2 separate regions of the Homo sapiens genome follow, and region 2 is linked to region 1. A link is an interaction called in ENCODE POLR2A ChIA-PET data of the cell type or tissue named here. Cell type or tissue: Panc1. All regions are shown on one strand. Links, peaks and the distances in the headings refer to the core of each region. The heading gives the core; the rest is flanking DNA. Region 1 overlaps NR2F2-AS1 (NR2F2 antisense RNA 1). Region 2 overlaps LINC00924 (long intergenic non-protein coding RNA 924).

Region 1 (2,919 bases), core at 121-2,620:
CTCATTAAGGAGTTATGAGGTTTAGCTAGGGTTAAACAAAAAAAAAAAAAGATTTACTTCATTCTGAAAGTATAATAAAATAAATTTCTTTAGGAAATAATGTATGCATTGTGATCTATTTAATAAGTTTTACTGTTACTTTATTTGGTTTCCAGGTAATACCAAATAATAATGTGTCTATTTGAATTGCAAAAATCAAGCTGGTTTGAATTAAAGAAGTGTGAAAAACTCCTAGCTTGGCAAAATATGTAACACTTCTATCAATTAAAAATAGGTAAAATGTGTTAAAAAATAATGAAAAGTTCATGCTTTAATTGAACTGGCTTTTTTCAAAAGCCTATATTTTTTACGAAGCTTAATGAAACAAAAATTGAAATGGTGCCCATTATGAAATCTGTGTTAATTGTTATTATTCCCATAAAGTTCACATGACTAAAAAAATGCATACTACCTGCCTTTCGTTTTCTCTGTATTTATTTTTCTGTATATCTTCACCATGGCAAACAGAGCATTTACTAAATTGAAAACTTCCTTTAAACACACTGGAAACTTTTGACACAAAATTGCTAGAATTATAGGGTATTTTTGTCAATCTGACAAAACTTCCTTCATTCTTCCTGATTTAAACGCAAGACTGTTTCTCTACTTATCTCCAATACTGTCATCATCTTAAATATCGTTGTGCTGGAAGGCATTGCAATATTAATTAAAAATACAGTCTAATTATTTACCCTAGTTGGTTCATACAAACCTCTTTGGTATAATCAGTGGACTCCCTTAAGGGGTTTCACGGTATTTCGGAGTGAAATAGAAAGGTTTGTTACTGACTTGGACTTGGCTCATGAGTGTAATTAAGTATAACCTACAATTCACCTTTAGGTCACCAGATCAAATACAACTTATCTGGGCAATGTCCAAAGGTATGTGCTGATGTTGACTGAGTGCTGACGGGCGGCATACATAAACGAATGGAACTTTTAATTTACCTCCAGGCGTCTCGGAGAACATTCCGGGTGTTTCAGCGAGTCAGAGGGAAAGCAGAGGGCAGCCAAAGAGGTCCTTCATTTTAGACAGTCCCCAGGACAAAGCAGCACAAACCAAGTTGAAAGAGCTGCTCAGATGGCTGAAGGTGTTTGGCGACAACCTCTTCCCACTTCTGGCCTTAGTGCTAACCTAAAGTTGCAGGGCAACCTTTGCTAGCTGTTGGTGTTGTGCTATGAAGCCTCCTGGATGTGCCTGGGGCTCAGTCATTGGAGAGATTGCCTTCTCAAGGAAAGCAGTGAAGTGTTTCCAGGTCCAGCACAGTGCTCAGATCCAGGCTTCAAAACTATGTCCTTGGGCTCATCTGGCATAACAGGGGTTCAATTGATTTCTCAAGGAGTCTTAAAGCGTCCATTTGTCTTTCTCACAAATATGTTTTAGAAAAAGTGACAATAAGGCCAGGTGCAGTGGCTCAGGCCTGTAATTCCAGAACTTTGTAAGGCTGAGGTGGGTGCATTGCTTGAGCCCCACAGTTTGAGACCAGCCTGGACAACAGAGTGAAACCCCATCTCTCATATATATATATGTAAAATATTTAATTTGTATATATAATTATAATATATTATATATATTTAATATGTATAATAAATATAATGGCAGCATGTGCCTGTAGTCCTAGCTACTCAAGAACCTGAGGTGGGAGGATCGCTTGAGCCTGGAAGGTGGAGGTTGCAGTGAGCTGAGATCAAGCCACTGCATTCCAGCCTGGGCAACTGAGCAAGACCCTGTCTCAAAGAAAAAATAAATAAAGGAATAAAATGCTCTCGACTCCCATTTTAAGATAAAAATCAGTGTCTGAAAGCCCTACTCAGTTTGAAACATTGAATTGCCTGGCCTAAGGAAGAAGAGAAGTTCACAAGCAGCCCCATAAGGTGATAAAAGAGTTTGGCAAATGGAAAACAGCAGTACAAATAAAATAATCTTCAGTTCTAAATATTGAAATCGATTAGAAATTATAGTGGCTAGGGCCAGGCATGATGTCTTACGCCTGTAATCTCAGCACTTTGGGAGGCTGAAGTGGGCGGATCACTTGAGGCCAGGAATTCAAGACCAGCCTGGCCAACATGGCAAAACCCCGTCTCTACTAAAAATACAAAAATTAGCCGGGCGTGGTGATGCACACCTGTAATCCCAGCTACTTGGGAGGCTGAGGCACAAGAATTGAACCCGGAGGCAGACGTTGCAGTGAGCAGAGATCATGCCACTGTACTCAAGCCTGGGCGACAGAGCAAGACTCTGTTTTAACAAAAACAAAAAGAAATTACAGTGGCTGAACTGTAAATTTATTGGTGGATATTGTGGGAAATGAGAAGAAAATGGTAGTTTAGGCTAGATATGGAAGGCTTTGACTATCTCGAGTGTTTTTTTTTTTTTTAAATATCCAAAGCCGGTGGTGTAGTTTTACCTGCATAACCAACTCAACAGGAAGATTTCGATTAATCTAGAATTGAGTGGGAATAGGTATTTTGTATGATTTTTCCTAATTGAATACAACCTAAAATTTTGGCTAAGTTAAGAGTTCCAGGAAGAAATGGATGAATCAGGTGTTTGCAGTCAGGAAGGTAATTCAAGACGCTGAAGTTTTGTGAGGAAGATAGTAGATGGTGTCTCCCCTGAGGTGATCTGTGAAGAGGAAAAAGAATAAAGCAACCAGAGATTGTGGCCTTTGGGTTTCTGCCTGCTGAGAAATGACAGATAGAATCCCAGCCAGCTGGAAGCTCTGATTCACAGAAACAGGAGAGGTCATGTGAGATATAAAGTCAAACAGGGCTACATGCATAGTTGCTAAGTTTTATTTTAAAACTTGTTAATCTTGTTATTGGGGGATTGGACTGGACTTCGGTGGAATCTGCTAGAAAGCATTATAAAACAAATCAC
Region 2 (2,919 bases), core at 149-2,648, 750 kb after region 1:
ATTCTGGAAGAGGGATAATGCCACGTGAAATTTTAAAGAGTGAATAGGGATTAGGAAGGCACTAACATTGGATTTTGAAGAGAAAAAGAGTAGAAGGGCATTCTTCGCAGAGAAAGCACAATCACATTTGCAAATATCCTCGTGCTGAGAAGCAGCCTGGTGCTTTGAGGCCGCAGCAAGGCGCCTGACACAAGCAGGAACCATGCTTTGCATTTTTTTTTAACTCAACATGGTACTTAACATAGCCAAGTCAAGTATGGTCAAGGGATGGCTTGGCAGTACTATTGGGCACTGTCTTAAGTAGAAACTAGAGACAATGTCTAAGAAAAGTCACCTTAGGGATACCCAGCATCCTATGTGAATTCAGACCTAACTGCTTGAGAATGTCAAACTAAGGCAGGAAGTCTTTTGATTATTTGTGGTGTTTTTCTCTTCACTTCCTGCTTTGATCCTATAGCACAGGAACTAAAGTATTCTAAGGGAAACTACTTCCTTGGTATTTTTGGCGTGCCTCTTACCAGGAAATTGGTGGGAGTGTCAGGGGTACCCTTTTCAAGAGATTTCCATTTAAACTATGGGTGGGGGTGGGGGTGCATCCACTTCCTAACCATTTAAGGCTTTAGTCATTTGTGGTTTGCACATTTTCACCATCATAAAACTTCGTTGAGAAACAGTTAGGAAGTCCTTAAAGGTCCTATCATCACTTTATCTTAGCTGCCAAGTTATAACTCTGCCATCTATATGAAACTATGCTTTAAATAGAGAGATCTGAAACATAAGCATGTTCCAGTTGGAAAGAGGCTCTGAGGTAGATCACCTGGCAGTTTTCCCCTCATTTACCAAGTTGGAAGGAAATGCTCTGAGGAAAAAAATATATATATTGGTTCAAGGTCCCATTAATTAAGGACAAAAATGGAACCATACCCCTGGTTCCCAAGCTGGGGGTGCTTAGCACTACCCAGCTCATGGATTCTTGACTTTTTATGCAGCACACATTAAACCTGAATCATGGACAAAACTTAAACAGAGAAAAAAACAAAGTGTTTCAAATGTCTTAGAGCAAGAAACAACAAATCAAAAGAGAAAATGGCAATTGGAATCTTTAAGAACTGAAGGAATTTGCTTTTCAGGTATCAGGCTAATTTAGAATGATAAAACAATTAGTAAATTTGACATGTAGGTGTATCAAGTAGGGAAAGATACGGAAGGGGAAGAAGAGGAAAGAAGACACTACATCTTTAAATTGAATTGAATGTTCTGTGACTTTAAGTGAAAGCTCTTCTGTTGTTGGGCAAATAAATTTAAACCACTTAACATGGCAGAGAAGGTCAGGCAAGCTTATTATAGTGATCATAGCGTTACAGCTATTGCGATTGACCGCTGCTCTCTGGAATCACCAATAATCAGAGACCGCAAGCTGTGTTTGCAGAGAAAGGTCATCATTCATTTTTTTCAAAGCATTAATATCTTTTGTTTGTTTGGCTCAACATGAAACAGGAATCGATAGAGGTAATTCACAGAGCAATTAGCCCCTCATCTGTCAAACGGCATCTGGGTGTATTTAACAAAAAGACCTTTGGAAAGGTTTAAAAAGGAAGAAAGTGCCTGTACGGTCAACAATTTATATTTTTCTACATGACATGTTGTGTATGTATCTGTAAAAAGGGGGGCTTTGGGAGTAAGAAAATATACATAAAGCAGCTATAAATCTACACTTCAGTGTTATGATGTTGCAATGTAGAGATAGACCCTAAAAAGCTCAGATTACATCCTCATCCTGTTCCCAGGAAGACAGCAAGCAAGTGGCATTTGGGGTCTCTGTATCATGTTTGAACACAGCCGTGGTACATAGATTTCTCTGAAAAAAAGACTTCCAGGAAAAAACTTCTTGTGGACACTGTAACAAATTGGAGAGGGTCAAGCATCAGAAACAAATATTCCCTTTTGGCTTCAAAGCCTGTGATTTTTGTGCTGGGCTAGACTGCTTCCGAGACAGGTCACAGCCTTCCTGTGCTACCCATCAGCCGGCTTGGGAAGAAGTCATTGACGGAGACATCTTTCTCACTGCTCACCAGTGGCCACAACAGTCTTGTGTCAGCCCTCTGTCTACATCTAATTTGCCAATATTGGAATGAAAAGCAAAATGCAAAATTAAGTTAAAAGACTTGTTGTACTCTCAAAAATGAATTGTGATCTCGATCTGTTTTTCTTTACTGAATTTCAAGTGTGTGTACTATGGAATGAATGCAATACATATCAAAGACGTGGACTTTAAAAAAAAATCAGCTTAGGGACTTGTCTACACGTTTACACGAATGCTGTTACTCTCAGCAGGACCAGATGTATTTTTGAAATGTATTTTCTTTTCAATTCTGGCTTTTTTTTTCCTTGGGTTTTTTTTTTTTTTAACTTTTCTTTCCTTCCCCCCAACCCCCAACCCAGCCTTCTGCCTTCCCTTTTATTTGGGTCTTCTCCCAGGCCATAAAATGATGGCTAAAAAAGAAGTCATGAGATATAAAAGAAAGTGACAAAAGTTTTCCTTACCTTGTGACTTGTTTTTGGTTTTGAATTTAATTTTTTTTTTCTTAATATCAGAGCATTCCAACAGGTTCCTTATCCATCTCTAGGGCTCTTTCTGGATAACTGTGTCTTACCTGAAAATTATGTAATATAGTTAATTTAAAAAGCAAGCAGGCCAGGCACAGTGGCTCATAGCCTGTAATCCCAGCACTTTGGGAGGCTGAGGTCACCTGAGGTAGATCACCTGAGGTCAGGAGTTCAAAACCAGCCTGGCCAACATGGCGAAACCCCGTCTCCACTAAAAATACAAAAATTAGCCAGGCATGGTGGCACATGCCTGTAGTCACAGCTTCTTGGGAGGCTGAGGCAGGAGAATCACTTGAACCTAGGAGGCAGAGG

What was found. Peaks named below come from ENCODE experiments on the same cell type or tissue, not always from the same donor. Only the 100,000 strongest peaks of a DNase experiment are listed, where the experiment ranks them.
Region 2: POLR2A ChIA-PET joins it to region 1 with 5 read pairs; 2 of 35 experiments call an interaction of 5 or more read pairs at or near these places.

What each region holds. Positions count from the first base shown.
Region 1 is chr15:96,207,641-96,210,559 of GRCh38, reverse strand. All of the region lies in intron 2 of NR2F2-AS1 (NR2F2 antisense RNA 1), which reads left to right. The region is part of intron 1 of LOC112268156 (a long non-coding RNA gene); the gene reads right to left. Among named protein-coding and RNA genes, the nearest start is that of NR2F2-AS1, 120 kb to the left of the region's middle. In Panc1, for the core only: no CTCF peak of the experiment used is centred there; no DNase peak of the experiment used is centred there; H3K4me3 peaks cover 361 bases; H3K27ac peaks cover 1,966 bases.
Region 2 is chr15:95,453,499-95,456,417 of GRCh38, reverse strand. It overlaps LINC00924 (long intergenic non-protein coding RNA 924), which reads right to left. Exons shown (of 6, transcript NR_027133.1): 3 at 2,545-2,654. Among named protein-coding and RNA genes, the nearest start is that of LINC00924, 22 kb to the right of the region's middle. In Panc1, for the core only: no CTCF peak of the experiment used is centred there; no DNase peak of the experiment used is centred there.